2 separate regions of the Homo sapiens genome follow, and region 1 is linked to region 2. Evidence: read pairs that join two places in POLR2A ChIA-PET (ENCODE). Cell type or tissue: B cell. All regions are shown on one strand. Links, peaks and the distances in the headings refer to the core of each region. The heading gives the core; the rest is flanking DNA. Region 1 overlaps SLAMF1 (signaling lymphocytic activation molecule family member 1). Region 2 holds the start of SLAMF6 (SLAM family member 6).

The links. ChIA-PET counts read pairs that join two places held together with the same protein. Peaks named below come from ENCODE experiments on the same cell type or tissue, not always from the same donor. Only the 100,000 strongest peaks of a DNase experiment are listed, where the experiment ranks them.
Region 1: POLR2A ChIA-PET joins it to region 2 with 5 read pairs; 2 of 35 experiments call an interaction of 5 or more read pairs at or near these places.

The regions. Positions count from the first base shown.
Region 1 is chr1:160,619,687-160,628,875 of GRCh38, reverse strand. SLAMF1 (signaling lymphocytic activation molecule family member 1) reads left to right here. Exons shown (of 7, transcript NM_003037.5): 4 at 4,691-4,780; 5 at 9,027-9,100. Among named protein-coding and RNA genes, the nearest start is that of SLAMF1, 23 kb to the left of the region's middle. RefSeq lists enhancers at 1,527-1,576, 4,002-4,131. In B cell, for the core only: no CTCF peak of the experiment used is centred there; a DNase peak (open chromatin) is centred at 7,095; H3K4me3 peaks cover 729 bases; H3K27ac peaks cover 1,679 bases.
Region 2 is chr1:160,519,219-160,532,866 of GRCh38, reverse strand. It overlaps SLAMF6 (SLAM family member 6), which reads left to right and starts at 9,612. Exons shown (of 8, transcript NM_001184714.2): 1 at 9,612-9,723. The coding sequence starts at 9,675. RefSeq lists an enhancer at 9,778-9,827. In B cell, for the core only: no CTCF peak of the experiment used is centred there; no DNase peak of the experiment used is centred there.

The DNA.
Region 1 (9,189 bases), core at 6,079-8,578, 95 kb before region 2:
CGATGGCACAGACACACACTTGCCTCCTGGCTCCATCTTGTTATTGTAAAGTATAAGCCAAGTGGGTCACTTCTCCTTCCCTTTGATTCCTGCCTTGGGCCATTCAGCAGGTGACCCTGCATTCCTTCTGGTAATTTTTAAACAGAAAGCTACGTGACAGTCTTTTTCTAGATCCATTTTTGTGGACTCTCATTTAATTTAACTTAGTTCATCGAGTGCATATTGAGTGCCCTCCTGCCCTATATTGTTTCCGGTGGAATGGAGGATACAAATAAAGAATAAGGTACAGGGCCTACCTTCATGGAATTTGCAATCAAAGTGGGACTTCTACATCTTACTAGCTAGAAAAATATAATATTTAAAGAAACATATTATAATCAAGGAACTGCTACTAGAATTCCTCTTTGAAAAGGAATTGTATTTGTTTATGATAGTACCTTAATAAATGCTAGAAGGCAGGTGGAGACCCCCCAGGAATCTGGGTGTGGGTTGGATGGTTCTGTATGAGAATGGAGGAAGATGATACTTGTGCAGAAATGGGAAGAGAAAGAGAGAGTCTGAACCTGCTAGGTGGTGAAAGCTGCCTGGTTCACAATGGAATTTGCTCCCTGGGACCCTTCAATCTTCAGCAGAGAACTTAAACCCACAAAATTATTGGTGTAAGTTTTTAAAAAAAAGTTTTTTTGGTTTGTTTGTGGAAACTGATTGTATTAGTCCGCTCTCATCCTGCCAATAAAGACATACCTGAGACTGGGTGATTTATAAAGGAAAGAGGTTTAATTGGCTCATAGTTCCACATGGCTGGAGAGGCCTCACAATCATGGTTGAAGGCGAATGAGGAGCAAAATCATGTCTTACGTGGCAGCAGGCAAGAGAGTTTGTGCAGGGGAGCTCCCATTTATAAAACCATCAGATCTTGTGAGACTTATTCACTCCCATGAGAACAACATGGGGGAAACCACCCCATGATTCAATTATCTCCACCTGGCCCCACCCTTGACACATGGGGATTATTACAATTCAAGGTGAGATTTGGGTGGGGGCGTGGCCAAACCATATCACTGATGAAGTGACTAAACCTTGCACCCAAGGAAGCACAGAGTAGAGCAAGCAGAGTTATAGGAGCAAAGACTTAGAGAACCATGAGGAAATTACTCCCAGAAATTACAGAAATCATGTGCAGCTTGACCTGAACAAACTGTAATAGTAGCACTTTTTTCATACTTATCCAAATTTCTAAGAGCATGGGGTCTCTGACATTTGATTTCCATGTAAATATAATTAAAGAATAGCAACAAATGGATGAGCACCAAGTATAAAAATACTTGGGCCTACTATACAGGTAGGGAAACTAAGCCATAAGTAAAGAACAGATGGGACTGAAGCATCTCTGGACACTGGTGAAGAGACTCCTTTGGACTTAAGATCAAACTCATTTTCTTGTCTTTCCAATCAATCAACAAGAATTTACTGAGACTCTATTATGTACTGAGTACTAAGAGAGCTGTTAAAGTAGTGTAAGAGATGGTCTCTGGCCTCCTAGAACCTAGCAACTATTTGGAGAATTGAGGCTAGCAGAAGTAATTGACACTTACTGACCACATGATGGATTCCAGATATTGCTCTAGGCACTTTCCATACATTACTATATGGGTTTCTCAGAACAACACTGTGAACTTATTGTTATGCTCATTTTACAGATGAGGAAGTTGAAGCCACAGAGGGTATGAGTAGCTTATCTGTAGTCACAGAGCTATCAAGTGGTAGACCCAGAATTTGAACTTATCTATCTGGCTCCAAATACCATCACTGAAAATGGTCTGCATGGTAAAGATGATGTTGCCAAAACTCAGGTTCTAAGATACATGACATAAACCACAGGTGCTGCAGGAGTCCAAGGGACAGGGAAGAACAAGAGCTGGGATGGTCAGGAAAGGTGACACAAAGAAAGGAAGATTGGCCTGGGCATCAAGGCTAGGCAGGCATGGTGGACAGCTTAGGGTGCAGCAGGAAGGAGAGTATGGAGTGGAGCCTGGGGCCAGGAATGAGCATGTGTTGGATGGAGGATGATGAAGGATGGGTTGGCTGCTCAGAGGGCTTTTGACTCAAAAGGTTTGAGTCAAAAGGGCTTTGACATCACTACTGCCTTCTTTATGGGGACCGCATCTCCAGAGGCTAAAGCACAAACCACAAAATCTGCAGTTCCCATCTTATCCAGCTCTGCCACTGACTTTTTCTATGACTCTGGATACTCCTGTCTGTGTCTCAGTGTCCTCAAAATAAAATTAGTGGGTTGGGTGAAATAAGCACTATACTATAGTTCCCTTAAGGTTAAAAAGGTCTATGATTCATATTTGTATCCAAAGATGAGGAAAAAAATTAGAGTTTATGAAATATCTTTCAGGACCATGGCCAACTTGTCTCTCAGATCTAGATGGACTGGCAGAAGCTTGTCATAGGACAAAGGTAGCAGATTGCTTTCATCCTCTAGAGACCCTAGAAAAGATAGAGAGGGCCGGCGTTGTCATGTCCTGAAGCCTTGGTGCTGCACCCAGTCATCGTTAGTTTCTGTGAGTTGGTGGGCAGCAGAGCAACCGGCGTCGGGCGCGAGGGAGAGGAGGCTGACTCACCAGGCATTACTGGTGCAGTTTTGTCTTTTATTTTCCAGTTCAGAGGTACTACTTTGTCTGTTGGTTTTATTTTTTTAATCTCAAGTGAAATTGGAAAGAAATATTATCTTTTAAAATGATATAAATGGTGGGGGTGTTTCTTCTCAAATCAGTTGTTGTATTGGAAGTTCCCAAAGTATCTATGATAGAAGAAGAAAGAGGAACTAGTCAAAATAGTAAGTGCTACTATAATGGTTTGCTGGATCAGTTCCATAGGCTGACGAAACACAAAGTTCAGGCTACTGGCTTTGCTTCTTATCCTAGTATTAGAGTGATTTCTCCAGTGGTTCCTAGTGTCGATATCATAAACCTTGAATGAATCAATCTGTCTCAAACACACACATACACACATACACACACACACACACACACACACACACACTCCTGCACAGAGGGTTCTCAGTGACCATAAGTCACTCAGAGTGGAGCTGCTCCTTCCTCCAGCATCAGCAATGATTCAAAATGTCATGCTTTATACAAATTCAGAACTCTCTGCCTGCCTCCTAACTTTTTTTTTTAATCAGAGCATAAGACTGTTGAAGTTGGTATCTGGCAAAATTAAAACATTTAATTTAGGGGATAGAACCTATAACCAAGGTGTTTGCAAAGTCAGTTCAGTGAGATTCCTTGGGCTAACTTGATGTGTGAAAGGCCTAAGGAGAAAAAGAATCTTTTCAAATCCAGAAGGCAACTTCTTGCCAGCTATCAGGCTGGAGGCCCCTTTGGATCTTGTAGGCTGCATTTTATGAATTCATTGAGACTGTCTGTATCTTTGGTCAACTCTGTAAACATCTGATTGTGTCCACCATGATTCTTTCCTTTGGAACCCGACTATTTTTCTTTCAATTTCTGCCCCACAAATTCCTCACAGGTTCAACAACAAGCAGGCTTATTCCACAATCATCCTTATAAGTTTCCCTTACACATTAATGTTAACATCTGGTGTTACTCTATTTAGAACCTTAGTGCGAATATTCTACTTAGAACCCTAGGGCTTCAGCTCGGTCCCCACTGTTCATTACCCCGGTATAACTTTTTCCAAGCCCATAAGTCTCTCTAACTCTCCAAGAAGTCTGTCTTTAGTATTCAGCCACATTTCTACTACTAAACCAAGCTCTAGTTCTTGAGGTTCTCCAGGCTGTTTTCCTTCTCCATAAAATGAGAATAATGAGTGTACCTACCTTGTAAGATTATTGTGAGGATTAAATATGTTAGTACACATGATGCACTAAAAATATGTGGCCCATTGCAAGTGCTCAATAATTGTTCATTATAATCTTATTGAGCTACATGTCTTGTTTACTGGGGGTGATAATTCTCATTCACTGTTTGTCAAAGTGTTGCTCCTAGTTCAAAAGGATTTGATAAAGTGGGTAAAGGAGAGAAAACAATAAAAGTTTTCTCTCTGATTTTGAGCCTTGATGATTAGTTCTCGGGCTAATTTTAAACATGAAGATGATTTAGAGGAAAGACTAAATACTTTCCTTTCAGTTCAGGTCTGCTGGGTTCAACCCAGTTATTTGCATGAAAGGACAACAATAGCACTATTATGTTTATTTTTAAAAAAGATAAGTAGATCTTTCTTCCTCCCAGTGTCTCATGAGAATAGCGTGAATTCACAGGGACGGCACATGGAACCATTATATTCTCTTTACCCAAAATGGATACAGGACACATTAGCAATCTTAAGATGGAGAAACTGGGCAGAGAGATTGACTTAGGAGAGATGAAGATAATTTAATGTTAGACATGTGGTAGTTGAGTTAAAAATAAAGCATTTGGATAGAAAAATCTTCATGAAATTAAGAATGTGAAAGTATAGTGAGAGAAATTAGAATAAGAAAACAGATACAAAAATTTTCAGTGGTCTAAAGCTGACCTCTAAAACCATGAAAACAAACGTCTCCCTTGGGAGAGAATGCAGAAATAGAACATGAGGCTCCATTATCCCACTTTCATGTAAGATGTTTTTAAGCTCAGAATACTTTTGAGATTGCTCTTTGACTTCTTTTTTTTTCCAGAAACAAAACCATGGGCAGTGTATGCTGGGCTGTTAGGGGGTGTCATCATGATTCTCATCATGGTGGTAATACTACAGTTGAGAAGAAGAGGTAGGTGTCTGGCAATAAATAGATTCTTATCACACTCTCTGTGGTAAGCAGGGGACCTCTCTCCACAGGCTCGGACTTGCTCTCACAACTCTGGCTTTCTGCATGGGGCCACCTTTGCAAAAATAGTAGATAAACATATCCTGGGACCTTGCTTAATTCAGTCTAATTCAACATGTCTTGATCCCCTCTACTAGGCTGTGGAAAGAAATAGAAGAGCCACAGGTTTCTAATGTGAGAGACATTATTCAGATAATTTCAGTTTAGTGTGACTAGCACTGCCATCAGGGTAAACACAGGATGCTGAAGAAGTGAACAAGAGGTTTAAGAGTATTCACTGGGAACAGAATTCAGAAAATTATTGGATCTCATCCAAAAAGTCACCAGGGTTAGAATGAAACCAATAAGGCACAATTATTCCCCTGCAGTTGAAGTGCCTAGAGGTACCATCCCCTGTCCTCTCTTCCAAATTTCCCTATGATACAATATCTCAGGGCATTGTGCTCCCCTCAGCCACCTTGACTACTACCAACCAATACTGGAGTCAAAATGTCCTGACCCAAGACCAGGAGAGATGCCCCGGCTGCCTTCCCATGGTAAGGATAGAACTTGATCCTCATAACACTGAGCTGATGACTGATTTCATTCTCAAGTAGATCAGTGTCATCTACACACAACCTTCTTAGAAAAGCCCTTACCTCAGCACTCTGATGTTGGTTTTGCATATATAAAAAAATCTAGATCATAGCACAGCGACCTACTTGTGTCTCATTTCCTCCATCTAAGAGTTAGCCAGGTAGGAGGGATGGGTGATTCAGATAGAAATTAGGTTGACAGCCTATGGGGCTCGGGGTAGGGCAATCACATTTAGCTCATACTATAAGGAAATAGTGAGATGACCCAGGATGAGAAAACTGAACTTAACTTATCCACATTAACCTACCTAGTAAAATTGCTGGGATCCTACGCCATACTCTTTCCTCAACCACACTTGGCTTATCACATGGTTGTGCTCTAAGGGAATAGTGCTCCCCATCCCACAATTCCCCACTACCTTCCCCAACACACATACCCATCCTCACCTCAACCCCATTCACCATTTGTCCCTTGTAAGTTAGCAACACACAAAACTGCCTCAAACTTGCGGTAAAATTTATATTTAGTTGCTGCACCTTTCATAAAACCTTGCTAAAGAAATTATATTGGCAGCTTCTAATGCTATAATCATCAGAATGCAGCCTGACGCTGAAGGCTTTTCAATTTCATGACTCTTTGGCAATTTCATGTCCAGGAGAATACACTGATAAAGAATGTGGGTATAGGCATTAGACAAACTTACATTCAGATGCAGATTTTGCTACTGACAAGCTGTGTGATCAAATGACTTAACTTCTCGTCTGCAAAACAGGGGTAATACTATGTACTTCATGGTATTGTGGTGGAGATTGGTATCAATACACAGAAAACACTGAACACAGTGGTTCCCATCGATGGGTGATAGATAGATAGATACATAGACAGATAGATACATAGACAGATAGACAGATCTCTTAGTGTAGATGAATTAAAATGGCAATGTGTAAGTGCTATGGCCAGGAGAAGCTGCACTGGAAGCATCTGGAAACAATACCTAGAACAGATTGAAAATATTTTAAGTCATGGTAACATAAGACTTTATGCTTCAGGTAAAAGCTGAAAAGGATATTAGATACTCTATGCCCTCATTTTACAGTTATGGTAAGAGAAAAGACCCATTGAGATGACGTGATTTGTCCAATGCCACACAGCTAATGATGGCTACAATGTAGATGTCCTAATTTTAAGGCCAAGACTTTTTCCTTAGAGCCTAAGACCTTGCTGACTTGGAGCCGAGTTAAGCTTACTCCTAAAAACCTGTTCTTGCACTGGGGAAAATAACCTGAGACTAAATTATCTTGGTCCAATGGTCCTTTTAAGCAGCAACAATCAACCTCACCTCTTCCATCTGTCTGACCATTTAGGACTGTCCTTCCAGTTCTACATTTGACTCTGAGCTGACCTGCAAGACTGAAAGTCTTTGAGGACTGTAGTCTGTTCTCTACTCTATTTGTAGCCACTACAGCACCTAGGAGAGTGCTGGGCAGGCATGTCTTACTTTGCAAACACTCGTGGGGACTAACTTGAACCTCCTCTGCTACCTCCAACTGCTTCTTGAGTCCTCCCCTCCATTTTACACACACACACACACACACACACACACACACGCACTCACGCACACTCCTCAGTCAGGATCAACTCTGACCAAAAAAGCGAAGTTGAAACCACTAGGCACACCGTGCTCATACCCACACACAAAAAATCCCATGTTGACTTTCCTTGAATTCCTGGAACTTCATCAGTGTCTGCCCCACATTTCCTCCCCAAGACTCACACCCTCACGCAGCACATTCCACCATGCTCACCACATACACACTGGGCCTTTCCCTTCCAAAGAAAAATGTGCCTCTCCTAAAAATGCTATTTCCTCAGAGATGTGCCTTTTTTTTTTTTTTTTTTTTTTTGAGATAGATTCTTGCTCTGTCACTCAGGCTGGAGTGCAATGGCATGATCTCGGCTCACTGCAACCTCTGTCTCCTGGGCTCAAGCAGTTCTTCTGTCTCAGCCTCCTGAGTAGCTGAAATTATAAGCGCGTGCCACCATGCCTGGCTAATTTTTGTATTTTTAGTAGAGACAGGGTTTCCCCATGTTGGCCAGGCTGGTCTCAAACTCCTGACCTCGTGATCTGCCCACCTCAGCCTCCCATAGTGCTGTGATTATAGGCGTGAGCCACTGCACCCAGCCCAGTTTTTTAAGAGAATAAATTAACTGGTGTTAAAATAAGTCTACCTTAAAGGCTGTGATTTTCTGGGTCCAGCCTCCATTGCCTCTGCCTGGACTTTGCAATAATCCCATAATAAACCTCCATCCTTCAGTCTGCCACTTTCCCACCATCCTTACTGCTGCATGATGTATACAAAGGATACTGTGCAACTTTAGAAAGAATGAGATAGGTCTACTGTGCTAACATGAAAAATGTCCTCAATACATTTTAAGTGAAAAGATCAAGTTACAGAGAAGTGTGTGCAGAATGACACCTCTTGTGTGGAAAAAAGTCTATATAAGTATAGCAAATATCCAAAACTGCATTGTCTAATATGGTAGTCACTAGCCACATGTGGCTTTTTAAATTTAAATTAATTTGAATTAAATAAAATTTAAAATTCAGTGACATTAGTCACAGTTCAGGTGCTCCATAGCCCCGTGTCTGTAAGCTGTATTAGACACTGCAGATATGGAACATTTCCATCATCTCAGAAAGTTCTGTTGCACAGAGCTGATCTACAGGGATATACATCAAACTTTTAAAAATGGTTTCTTCTTTTTTTTCCCACTTCTTTTCACAGGTATTGAAAAATACGGTTTCTTTTGGGAATGAAATTGGGTTGGTTAATGGAAGAAGGGGATTTATACTTTTTACTTTATACTTTATATATTTCTTCACAATTTTTATTTTATGATGAGAATAAATTACTCCTATAATTTAAAAAGAAAGCTTTTTAAAATTGGCTAAAAATTAAAATATTCTGCAACTTATTAATTTCCAGAGACCCTAGGCCCTGAGCAAAATTTCCAGATGGTGGGCAACAGAATGACATTGTTGCTTTATTTTCTAAATAGTCCCAGGTGGAACATCCCTCTTACACGTCCCCCCGCCCTTACCTCCCACACATCAATTCCCCCAGAAATAGGGAGGTGAGAAAGCTGTGAGTGAAGCAACATACTACCAGCTGGAAAATACAAAAGAGGTATAAACAACTAGCCCTGCCCTCAAAGAACTTAGAATCCTATTAGGAGACCAGATATGCACATTGAGCAACAGAGATTAAAGTAATTGAATGGTACACCAATGAGAAAAACACCTAATGCGTATTGGGCATTTGTTATGCACCAGGCAGTGTTCTAAACACTTTACAAGTGGTATCTCATTTAATTATCACAACAGCCCCGTGAGGCAGGTATTTCAAATCCCATTTCACAGATAGGCCTAGAGTGATCAAGTAACTAACCTAAGACAATATGACAAATGTGCAGGGGGGCTGGGACTCAGGGCTTTGTTTCCATTGTGCCCTTGGGGAAAGTGGGTATGCAAAGGACAGTAAAGACCAGGTCTGAGTAAGGAGCTCCTGCTGGGGACCAGAGGGAGATAACCATTATGGTTTCTTTTCACCAGGTAAAACGAACCATTACCAGACAACAGTGGAAAAAAAAAGCCTTACGATCTATGCCCAAGTCCAGAAACCAGGTGTAAGTTCTATATTTTGTTTGAGATGAACCTGTCATGTTTCCTAGAGTATTCCTGGCCAGTCTACCTTGCCTGTTGGACATTCACAGTT
Region 2 (13,648 bases), core at 4,661-7,160:
CATTTCCCCCTTTTCTTTTCGACAAAACCGCCATTGTCATGGCCCGATCTCAATGGTTGCTGTCTCTTCAGAGCTGTTGGGTACACCTGCAGAAAGGCTGTCACTTCACACTTGGAAGATTGCACAGTGGCCAGGCAGAGGTGCTCCTCACTTCCCAGACGGGGTGGCGGCTGGGCAGAGGCACTCCTCATATCCCAGATGGGGCGGCCGGGCAGAGGTGCTCCTCACATCCCAGACGGGGTGGCCAGGCAGAGGTGCTCCTCACTTCCCAGACAATAGGCAGCTGGGCAGAGGTTCTCCTCACTTCCCAGACAGGTCGGCCGGGCAGAGACACTCCTCACCTCCCAGAAGGGGTGGCTGGGCAGAGACGCTCCTCACCTCCCAGACGGGGTGGCTGGGCAGAGGCGCTCACTTCCTAGGTGGGGTGGCTGGGCAGAGGCGCACCTCACCTCCCAGATGAAGGGCGGCCGGGCAGAGGAACTCCTCACCTCCCAGATGATGGGTGGCCAGGCAGAGGGGCTCCTCACTTCCCAGACAGGGCAGCCGGGCAGAGGTGCTCCTCACCTCCCAGACAGGGTGGCTGGACAGAGGCACTCCTCCCCTCCCCGATGGGGTGGCTGGGCAGAGGCGCTCCTCACCTCCCAGACAGGGCGGCCGGGCAGAAGCGCTCCTCACTTCCCAGATGGGGTGGCAGCCGGGCAGAGGCGCCCCTCACATCCCAGATGGGGTGGTGGCTGGGCAGAGGCACTCCTCACTTCCCAGACGGGGTGGCAGCTGGGCAGAGATGCTCCTCACCTCCCAGATGGGGTGGCGGCTGGGCAGAGGCACTCCTCACTTCCCAGACGGGGCGGCCGGGCATAGGTGCTCCTCACATCCCAGATGATGGGCGGCCAGGCAGAGACGCTCATCACTTCCTAGACGGGGTGGTGGCTGGGCAGAGGCGATCCTCACTTCCCAGATGGGGTGGCCAGGCAGAGGGTCTCCTGACATCCCAGACAATGGGCGGCCAGGCAGAGACGCTCCTCACTTCCTAGACGGGGTGGCGGCTAGGCAGAGGCTGTGATCTTAGCACTTTGGGAGGCCAAGGCAGGCAGCTGGGAGGTGGAGGTTGTAGCCAGCTGAGATCATGCCACTGCACTCCAGCCTGGGCAACATTGAGCATTGAATGAGCGCGACTCCGTCTGCAATCCCAGCACCTCGGGAGGCCGAGGCGGGCAGATCACTCGAGGTCAGGAGCTGGAGACCAGCCCAGTCAACACGGCAAAACCCCGTCTCCACCAAAAATACAAAAACCAGTCAGGTGTGGCAGCACATGCCTGGAATCCCAGGCATTCGGCAGGCTGAGGCCGGAGAATCAAGGGAGCCCGAGGTAGGGAGGTTGCAGTGAGGTGAGATCACGGCAGTACAGTCCAGCCTCGGTAAGGTGGGGGGTGGGGCAGAGAGAGAGAGAAAGAGAGAGAGAGAGAGAGAGAGAGAGAGAGAGAATCAAATATCTGATGAGGAATTAATATCTAGAATACATAAAGAACTCTACAACCCCCCCCCCAAAAAAAAATCCAAGTTAAATTTGGGCAAAGGACTTAAATAGATATTATTCCAAAGAAGATATACAAATTGCCAATAAGGCCAATAAGCACATGAAAAGATACTCAACATTATTAGTAATTAAGGAAATATAAGTCAAAACCATAATGAGATACCACTTCACATTCATTAGGATAATCATTATCAAAAAATGAAAAATAAAAAATATTGGCAAAGATATGGAAAAATTAGAACCCTTTTTCCAATCGCAGGTGAGAATGTAAAATGATGAAGCCATCATGAAAAACAGTTTGGCAGTTCCTCAACAGGTAAACATAGAATTACCATATGATCCAACAATTTCACTCCTAGGTGAATCCAAAGAAATGGAGAGCAGGAATTCAAACAGATACCTGTACACCAATGTTCATAGCAGCATTATTCACAATAGAGAAAAGATAGAAACAACCCAAGTATCCACCAATAGATGAATAGATAAGCAAATGTGGTACATACATATAATGGAATATTATTTAGTTGTAAAAAAGGATACAATTCTGATACATGCTACAACATGGATAAACCTTGAATACATTATGCTAAGTGAAATAAGCCAGACACAAAAAGACAAATGTTGTATGATTCCACTTATATAAGGTACCTGCAAATTAATAGAAACAATAAGTAGATTATAGGTTACTAGGGACTGAAGGAAAAGGGAACGGGGAGCCATTGCTTAATGGTCACTGTTTCCGTTTGGGGTAATGAAAAGGCTTTGGAAATAGTGTTGATGACTGCACAACATTGTGCATTAATGCCACTAAATTGTACACTTAAAATGGTTAAAATGATAAATTTTAGATTACATAGCCACGATATATAATTTAGGTTATTTTACCACAATAAAATAATCACCTCCAAATGGAAAAAGTATATAGATGGAAAGTGAAATTTCCAATTCACATTGCACAATTAAGATTTGTGCACTTGACTACTGGGCAAGATGACAAGATAGGAACAGCTACAGTCTGCAGCAACCAGTGAGATCAACTCAGAAGTGGGGTGATTTCTGCATTTCCAGTTGAGGTACCCAGCTCACCTTGGAAGCGCAAGGGGTTGAGGATCTCTCCCCTAGCCAAGGGAAGCTGGGAGGGACTGTCCCATGAAGAATGTTGCACTTCAGCCCAGATACTACGCTTTTCCCATGGTCTTCACAATCTGCAGACCAGGAGATTCCCTCAGGTGCCTACACCACCAGGGCCCTGGGTTCCAAGCACAAAACTGGGTGGCCATTTGGGTAGACACCAAGCTAGCTGCAGGAGGTTTTGTTTTGTTTTGTTTCCCATACCCCAGTGGCACCTGGAACACCAGTGAGACAGAACCATTTATTCCCCTGAAAAGGGGGGCTGAAGCCAGAAAGCCAAATGGTGTAGCTCAGCGGATCTTACCCCCATGGAGCCCAGCAAGCTAAGATCCACTGCCTTGAAATTCTTGCTGCCAGCACAGCAGTCTGAAGCCGACCTGGAAAGCTCGAGCTTGGTGGGGACAGGGGCATCCACCACTACTGAGGTTTGAGTAGGCGGTTTTCCCCTCACAGTGTAAACAAAGCTGCCAGGAAGTTTGAACTGGGCAGACCCCAGGGCAGTTCAGCAAAGCTGCTGTAGCCAGACTGCCTCTCTAGATTCCTCCTCTTTGGGCAGGGCATCTCTAAAGGAAAGGCAGCAACCTCAGTCAGAGGTTTAGAGATCAAACTCCCATCTCTCTGGGACAGAGCACCTGGGGGAAGGGGCGGATGTGGGCTTAGCTTCATCAGACTTAAGCATTCCTGCCTGCTGGCTCTGAAGGGAGCAGCGGTTCTCCCAGCACAGCGCTCTAGCACTGCTAAGGGACAGACTGCCTCCTCAAGTGGGTTCCTGACCCCCATGCCTCCTGACTGGGAGACACCTCCCAGCAGGGGTCGACAGACACCTTATACAGGAGAGCTCGAGCTGGCATTTGGCAGGTGCCCTTCTGGGATGAAGCTTCCAGAGGAAGGAACAGGTAGCAATCTTTGCTGTTCTGCAGCCTCCGTAATGATACAGGCAAACAGGGTCTGGAATGGACCTCCAGCAAACTCCAGCAGGCCTGCAGCAGAGGGGCCTGACTGTTCGAAGGAAAACTAACAAACAGAAAGGAATAGCATCAACATTAACCAAAAGGATGTCAACACAGAAACTCCATCTGAAGCTCACCAACATCAAAGACCAAGGGAGATAAATCCATGAAGGTGGGGAAAAAACAGTGCAAAAAGGCTAAAAATTCCAAAAACCAGAATGCCTCTTCACCTCCAAAGGAACACAGCTCCTCATCAGCAAGGGCACAAAACTGGAAGGAGAATGAGTGTGATGAATTGACAGAAATAGGCTTCAGCAGGTGGGTAATAACAAACTCCTCCAAGCTAAAGGAGTATATTCTAACCCAATGCAAGGAAGCTAAGAAGCTTGAAAAAAGATTAAAGGAATTGCTAACTAGAATAACCAGTTTAGAGAAGAGCAAAAATGACCTAATGGAGCTGAAAAACACAGCACAAGAACTTCGTGAAGCATACACAAGTATCAATAGCTGAATCCATCAAGCAGAAGAAAGGATATCAGTGACTGAAGATCAGCTTAATGAAATAAAGCATGAAGACAAGATTAGAGAAGAAAGAATGAAAAGAAATGAACAGAGCCTCCAAGAAATATGGGACTATCTGAAAAGACCAAACCTTCATTTATTGGTGTACCTGAAAGTGATGGGGAGAATGAAACCAAGCTGGAAAACACACTTTAGGATATTATCCAAGAGAACTTCCCCAACCTAGCAATATAGGCCAACATTCACATTCAGGAAATACAGAGAACTCCACAAAGATATTCTTCGAGAAGAGCAACCCCAAGATACATAATCTTCAGATTCACCATGGTTGAAATGAAGGAAAAAATGTTAAGAGTAGCCAGAGAAAAAGGTCGGGTTACCCACAAAGGGAAGCCCATCAGACTAACAGCAGATCTCTTGGCAGAAACCCTACAAGGCAGAAGAGAGTGGAGGACAATATTCAACATTCTTAAAGAAAAGAATTTACAACCCAGAATTTCATATCCAGCCAAACTAAGCTTCATAAGTGAAGGAGAAATAAAATTCTTTACAGATAAGCAAATGCTGAGAGATTTTGTCACCACCAGGCCTGTCTTACAAGAGTTCCTGTAGGAACCACTAAACATGGAAAAGAACAACCGGTACCACCCACTGCAAAAACATACCAAATTGTAAAGACCATCGACACTATGAAGAAACTGCATCAACTAACGGGCAAAATAACCAGCTAGCATCATAATGACAGGATCAAATTCACACATAACAATATTAACCTTAAATGTAAATGAGCTAAATGCCCCAATCAGAAGACACAGGCTAGCAAATTGGATAAAGAGTCAAGACCCATCAGTGTGCTGTATCCAGGAGACCCATCTCATGGGCAAAGACACACATAGGCTCAGAATAAAGGGCTGGAGCAATATTTACCAAGCAAATGAAAAGAAAAAAAAAGCAGGGATTGCAATCCTAGTCTCTGATAAAACAGACTTTAAAACAACAAAGATAAAAAAGGACAAAGAAAAGCATCACATAATGGTAAAGGGATCAATGCAACAAAAAGAGCTAACTATCCTAAATAGATATGTGCCCAATACAAAGGACCCAGATTTATAAAGCAAGTTCTTAGAGACCTACAAAGAGACTTAGACTCCCACACAATAATAATGGGAGACTTTAACACCCCACTGTCAATATTAGACAGATCAATGAGACAGAAAATTAACAAGGATATCCAGGACTTGAACTCAGCTCTGGAACAAGAGGACCTAATAGACATCTACAGAACTCTCCACCCCAAATTGACAGAAGACACATTCTTCTCAGCACCACATCACATTTATTCTAAAACTGACCACATAATTAGAAGTAAAACACTCCTCAGCAAATGCAAAAGAATGGAAATCATAACAAACTGTCTCTCAGACCGCAGTACAATCAAATTAGAACTCAGGATTAAGAAACTCACTCAAAACCACAAAACTACATGGAAACTGAACAATCTGCCCTGAATGACTACTGGGTAAATAAAAAAATTAAGGCAGATATAAATAAGTTCTTTAAGGCCAATGAGAACAAAGACACAATGTACCAGAATCTCTGGGACACAGCCAAAGCAGTATGTAGTGGGAAACATAGCACTAAATGCTCACAAGGGAAAGCAAGAGAAATCTAAAATTCACATCTGACATCACACTTAAAAGAACTAGAGAAGCAAGAGCAAACAAATTCAAAAGCTAACAGAAGACAAGAAATAATTAAAATCAGAGCAGAACTGAAGGAGATAGAGACACTAAATACCCTTCAAAAATCAATGAATCCAAGAGCTGTTTTTTGCAAAGATCAACAAAATAGATAGCTAGTCAGACTAATGAAGAAAAGAGAAGAATCAAATAGACACAATAAAAAATGATAAAGGGGACATTGCCACTGATCCCACAGAAATACAATCTACCGTCAGAGAATACTACAAACACCTCTACACAAATACTAGAAAATCTAGAAGAAATGGATAAATTCCTGGACACATACACCCTCCCAAGATTAAACCAGAAGGAAATCAAATCCCTAAATAGACCAATAAAAAGTTCTGAATTTGAGGCAGTAATTAATAACCTACCAACCAAAAAAAGCCCAGGACTAGATGGATTCACAGCCGAATTCTACCAGAGATACAAAGAGGAGCTGGTGCCATTCCTTCTGAAACTATTCCAAACAATAAAAAAAGAGGGACTCCTCCCTAACTCATTTTATGAGGCCAGCATCATCCTGATACCAAAACCTGGCAGAGACACAACAAAAAAAGAAAATTTTAGGCCAATATCCCTGATGAACATTGATGTAAAAATCCTCAATAAAATACAGGCAAACTGAATCCAGCAGCATATCAAAAAGCTTATCCACCAGCCGGGCATGGTGGCTCGTGCCTGTAATCCCAGCACTTTGGGAGGCTGAGGTGGGTGGATCATGAGGTCAGGAGATCGAGACCATCCTGGCTAACACAGTGAAACTCTGTCTGTACTAAAAATACAGAAAAATTAGCTGGGCGTGGTAGTGGGCACCTGCAGTCCCAGCTACTCAGGAGGCTGAGGCAGGAGAATGGCATGAACCCAGGAGGCGGAACTTGCAGTGAGCCAAGATTGTTCCACTGCACTCTGGCCTGGGCGACAGAGCAAGACTCCACCTCAAAAAAAAAAAAAAAAAAAGCTTATCCACCACAATCAAGTTGGCTTCATCCCTGGTATGCAAGGTTGGTTCAACATATGCAAATCAATAAATGTAATTCATCACATAAACAGAACCAATGACAAAAACCACATGATTATCTCAATAGATGTAGAAAAGGCCTTTGATAAAATTCAACATCCCTTCATGTTAAAAACTCTTAATAAACTAGGTACTGATGGAACGTATCTCAAAATAATGAGAGCTATTTATGACAAACCCACAGCCATTATCATACTGAATGGGCAAAATCTGGAAGCATTCCCTTTGAAAACTAGCACAAGGATGCCCTCTCTCACCACTCCTATTCAACATAATATTGAAAGTTCTGACCAGGGCAATCAGGCAAGAGAAAGAAGTAAAGGGTATTCAGATAAGAAGAGAGGAAATCAAATAGTCTCTGTTTGCAGATGACATGATTGTATATTTAGAAAACTCCATTGTCTTAGCCCAAAATCTCCTTAAGCTGATAAGCAGCTTCAGCAGTCTCAGGATACAAAATCAATGTGCAAAAATCACAAGCATTCCTATACACCAAAAATAGACAAACAGAGAGCCAAGTCGTGAGTGAACTGCCATTCACAATTGCTACAAAGAGAATATAATACCTAGGAATACAACTTACAAGGGATGTGAAGGACCTCTTCAAGGAGAACTACAAACCACTGCTCAAGGAAATAAGAAAGTACACAAACAAATGGAAAACCATTCCATGCTCATAGATAGGAAGAATCAATATCATGAAAATGGCCATATTGCCCAAAGTAATTTATAGGTTCAATGCTATTTCCATCAAACTACTATTGACTTTCTTCACAGAATTAGAAAAAACTACTTTAAATTTCATACAGAACCAAAAACGAGCCCATATAGCCAAGACAATTGTAAGCCAAAAGAACAAAGCTGGAGGCAGCACGCTAACTGACTTCAAACTATACTACAAGGCTGCAGTAACCAAAACAGCATGGTACTGGTACCAAAACAGATATATAGACCAATGGAGCAGAACAGAGGCCTCAGAAATAACATCACACATCTACAACCATCTGATCTTTGACAAACCTAACAAAAACAAGCAATGGGGAAAGGATTCCCTATTTAATAAATGGTGTTGGGAAAACTGGCTAGCAATTATGCAGAAAACTGAAACTGGTTCCCTTCCTTATACCTTACACAAAAATTAACTCAAGATGGATTAAAGACTTAAATGTTAGACCTAAAACCACAAAAACCCCAGAAGAAAACCTAGGCAATACCATTCAGGACAAAGGCATGGGCAAAGACTTCAATACTAAAACATCAAAATCAATGGCAACAAAAGCCAAAATTGACAAATGGGACCTAATTAAACTAAAGAGCTTCTGCACAGCAAAAGAAACTATCATCAGAGTGAACAGGGAACCTACAGAATGGGAGAAAATTTTTGCAGTCTATCCATTTGACAAAAGGCTAATATCCAGAATCTACAAAGAACTCAAACAAATTTACAAGAAAAAAAAAAAAACCCCAACAAAAAGTGGGCAAAGGATATGAAGACACTTCTCAAAAGAAGACATTTATGCGGCCAAGAAACATATGAAAAAAGCTCATCATCACTGGTCATTAGAGAAATGCAAATCAAAACTACAATGAGATACCATCTCATGCCAGTTAGAATGGCAATCATTAAAAAATCAGGAAACAACAGATGCTGGAGAGGATGTAGAGAAATGGGAATGTTTTCACACTGTTGGTGGGAGTGTAAACTAGTTCAACCATTGTGGAATACAGTGTGGCGATTCCTCAAGGATCTAGAACTAGAAATACCATTTGACCCAGCAATCCCATTACTGGTTATATACCCAAAGGATTATAAATCATGCTGCTATAAAGACACATGCACACTTATGTTTATTGCAGCACTGTTCACAATAGCAAAGACTTGGAACCAACCCAAATGCCCATCAATGATACACTGGATAAAGAAAATGTGGCATATATATACCATGGAATACCATGCAGCCATAAAAAAGGATGAGTTCATGTCCTTTGCAGGGACATGGATGAAGCTGGAAACCATCATTCTCAGCAAACTAACACAAGAACAGAAAGCCAAACAACGCATGTTCTCACTCATAGGTGGGAACTGAACAATGAGAACACATGGACACAGGTAGGGGAACATCATACACTGGGGTATGTCACGGGGTGGGGGGCAAGGGGAGGGATAGCATTAGGAGAAATATCTAATGTAGATGACAAGTTAATAGGTGCAGCACACCAACATGGCATATGTATACATATGTAACAAACCTGCACATTGTGCACATGTACCCTAGAACTTAAAGTATAATTTTAAAAAATCAGTTTTCTTTTGGCTTTTTCTTAGCTTTATACTTAAATATTTTTTTCTAATGTAATTAGAGTGGAATTGTTTTTTGAATTTTATTTTTGGATTACTCATAGCTAGTATATACAATTGCAATTGAATTTTATATTTTGATTTTGTATCTTTTCACCTTGCTGAACTCATTTATTTGTTCTAGTAGATTTTAGGAAATTCCTTACAGACTTTTACATATAAGTTTATGAAAGATGCAATAAAGGACTTTATCTTCTTTTCCAAAAAAAAAAAAAATTTGTGCACTTAGCTCAGAAAAAAGTAAACAAAAAATTAACACAGTTACAAATTAGGATTTTTAGTGCAGGGGAAGAAGTTGTCACCACGCCTCTAAGAGGAAGGGGAAGTCTCAGAAGTATTTTCAGTTTATGACAGAAGGGCAAAAACATTGACTGCCTCAAGGTCTCAAGCACCAGTCTTCACCGCGGAAAGCATGTTGTGGCTGTTCCAATCGCTCCTGTTTGTCTTCTGCTTTGGCCCAGGTAAATGTCAATCCAGATCGGTGTAGTCACTGAGTGACTCCCTGGTTTTGTGCAGCTTGCTCAACCTAAATCGTCTGTATACAGTTGTCTGGCTCTCTGCCAAGGGATTGGGGCGGGAAAGGGGACGCTGGCAGTGTTACCTGATATACTACTACCTCCTCTCAACTTTGGATGCGATAAGCCTGAGATGGTTGTCGGTGAACAATTTCAATTGTGTCTGCATGTAAGAAAGTTATTTGCTGGGGCAGAGGAAATAAGCTTTTGAAGACAAGACTGTTTGTGGTTTATGACCAGCATCTTGTGTTATAAAGAGTACCAAGACCAAGAAAATGGGCCCTCATACCAATGTATCTACTATCGTACTGTGAACCTCAGGGAGGTTACTTATCCTTCCTGAACCTCACTATCCTCATCTAAATTATTAAAAACCTATTATTCAGTTGAGCCAAATTTTCTGGGCCCAACCAAACACACCAAAAATAACCCTCTCACCTTTTGCTCATTGCAAAAAAAAAGGTTTCCATCTCTCCCCTCCTTTAGTGCAAATTAGGGCTAGCTAGTCCAGCAATGCATTATATATGGCAGTGAGAAAAGAATGAACTGATCCAGCTGGCTTCTTGTTTCCTGCTGTCCATTATATGGAGAAGATGAAGATTCATATCACATTTGGGGAACTACAAGTGGTCCACGGGAGACAAAGTGTAGCATTCAGGCAGAGATAGTCCAGGAGACCAATGGAAATCTAGTCCAGAGCTAGCCCAGGGTAGCAGATAAAAGTAGGAAGCATTCACTGAGCACTTATTGTATTTCAAGTATTGTGCCAGGTGCTGTACACACGTTATGAGTCTCATGAGAATTCTATGAATTTATACTATTAATATCTCCATTTTAAAATGAAGAACTGAGGTGAACTTAATTTAAATAATTTGCCCAAATTTCATTAGCCAGCATGCGACAAGCTCTTGTAATAGTTATGAGAAAAAATAACAGTTCAACAAGTGTGGCAGCAGCATAAGAGAAAGAAGAGACTGAAGCAAGAGATCCCATCAATATGGAGTTAAGTAGAGTAATTGGTAATTGGAATGAGAAAGGAATAAATATTCATTGAGCACCTACTGAATGCTTGGCACTCTTCTAGTTTGCATGAATACATCATGAACAAAGCAAGCAAAAATTCCTGCCCTCATGGAGTTAACATTTTAGCAGGAGACAAACTGTAAAAAAAGATAAACAAGTAAAATAGTGTATTGGGTAGGAAGAAATAAATCAAGAAGGAAAGGGAGAGATGAAATATGGTAAAGACGGCAGTGAAATTTCAGACAGGATAGCCAAAGAAAGTGACAAAATTGGAAGGTGGAGAGCAGCCACAGGAGGAAGGTGAGTTCAATTTTGGACCTACTGATTTTAGGATGTCAGTGTGCTATACATGAGGAAGTTACGTGGAGGATCCTGGGAACTTAGGACTAGGGGTAGAGCTGAGGCTAGAGACTTAAAAATCAATGGCATAGAGATATGTTAAGCTGAGGAGAAAACTGGAATGAGAACAGAACTTTGGGAAATATATATAAAATGCAGAAAGAGAGAGAATTCTTTCCTTCATTCAAGAGCCACTTCCTGATCTAGGAGCAGAATCTTGAGTTTTTGCTTCATTTTTACCACCCTGCAAAATTATTTCCACCTCTAGAATAAAATATTCTGAATGTCCTTGTGTTAAAACTCCTCTTCTTCTCCCTATTTCCATGAATACTTCTTATAATGACCCTATGAAATATACAGTGCTCCAATCTCCACTTCACAGATGGGGAAAGAAGGCACAGAACACTAAAGTAACTTGCTCACTGCCCCACATTTATGGGGGAAATGGGTATAGAAAGAGAAACACATTTGAATGAGTTTACAGGAGGCAGATGCAGGTGTTCTGAGACCCAGGAGGAGAGAAGTGGCTGCTAGAATTGGAAATCAGGAAGCTTGGCTCCGGAGTCTGTGCTCATAGCCACTTCACTATGCTACTTAGCTTACACACAGTCATACATTCACACAAATGTGTACATAATTAGAAAATGTGAGGCCAGCAAAAAAAATAAGCAGGGCACCTTCATAGAGAAAAACACGGGGACCTGCTTTGGACGGAGTGATGAAGAAAGGACTTCCTGGAAAAGTAACATCTCATCTGATATTTAAAGGGTGTGAAAAGTTAAACAGGAAAAGTCAAATGAAGAAGATTTTAGGGCAGAGGGAATCATGTGTGAAAAGCCGTGATGCAGGAAAGAGCCTGGAGTGATTTAGGAAGGGAAAGAAGACCACTGTTGCAAAAATGTGGGGCAAATGAAATTAATCTTTGAAACAACCATGAAAAACAATGACTCATGCCAGCCTACATTCTTTGAAGTGGGTTGGGCACTATCCTGACTCCTTTTAGAAAATTTAGTGGAAAAGACAAACCATATTGAAAAATAATCCCATTTCCTTTAACTCAAGCCCTGGGTGGCAAAACTAACAGAACAAAACAATAATTGTAAATAAAATCAAGCATCATGACTTCCTAGAGAAAATAAATCTCGTTTGTTTCTTCATTTTGATTTTTATAGATGGAAAGTTGGAAATTTGTCAAACTTAAATGTGCATATAAATTACTTGGGGGAATCTTATTAAAATGCTGATTGGGGAATAGGGACTGAGATTCTGCATTTCTAAGAGGCTCCCAGGTGACACCAATGCTGCCTGTCCATGGACCACACTAAGCAGCAAGGTTCTAAATTCCAATGGACTTCAGTCATACTGGGATTGTAGGGAGGAAGAAATAGAAACTAACTTTGAGTGTGTTTGCAGGAAGCAGATATAGGTATTCTGAGGTCCAGGAGAGAGCAGTGGTTGGAAATGTAAGTAAAGCAAACACATGAGGGCTGATTCTGAGGTTGAGTCAAAATGTGCAATGCTCTTCTGTGAAGAGATTGTGACCTGATGGCCCCCGAGCAGTGTTATCTACTTTTTACCAACCGTCCACATCTTTCAAATGTTTATTGTGCTCAACAGGCAGAGAGCTGTTTTATATTTTTTCATTATCCTCAGACACGTGTTTTTCCACCTCTCAGAATCTGCAATCTCCAATGTGACCTCCAGGTGTTCATGCCTCTGTTTTTGGTCCCTTAACCCAGATTCAGCTTTGATTGTTTCTCTGTTCACACTCAGACATTTTTTATTAAGGTGAAATTCTTGTAACAGGATGTAATAATTTTAAAGTGACATTTTGTACATTTTGTGAAACCACCACTTCTATTATTCTAAAACATTTTCATCACCCCAAAAGGAAACCCTGTACCCACTAAGCAGTCATTTCCCATTCTCCCCTCCCCCCCAGCCCCTGGCAAATACCGATCTGCTTTCTGTCTCTGTGGGTTTACCTATTCTGGATAATTTCATATAAATGAAATCACACAATATATGACCTTTCGTGTCTGACTTCTTTCACTTAGCATCATGTTTTCCAGGTTCACCTATGCTGAACCATGTATCAGTACTTCATTCCTTTTTGGCTGAATAGTATTTTGTATTCTGTATATACTACATTTTATTTATCCATTTATCTATCAGTGGACACCTGGGTTGTTTTTGCCTTTTGGCTCTTGCGAATAGTGCTGCTATGTGTACAAGTATTTGACTACCTGTTTTTATCTGGGTATATACCTAGGAATGGATTTGTCAGATCATATAATTCTATGCTTAACTTTTTGGGAAATTGCCAAACTGTTTTCCACAATGGCTGTACCATTTTACATTTCCACTAGCTGTGTACAAGAGTTATAATTTCTCCACATCCTCATCAACACTTGTTTTTTTCCTTTTTAAAAAGATTATTATCACCATCCTAATAGGTGTGAAGTGGTATATTATTGTGGTTTTGATTTACATTTTCCCAATGACAAAT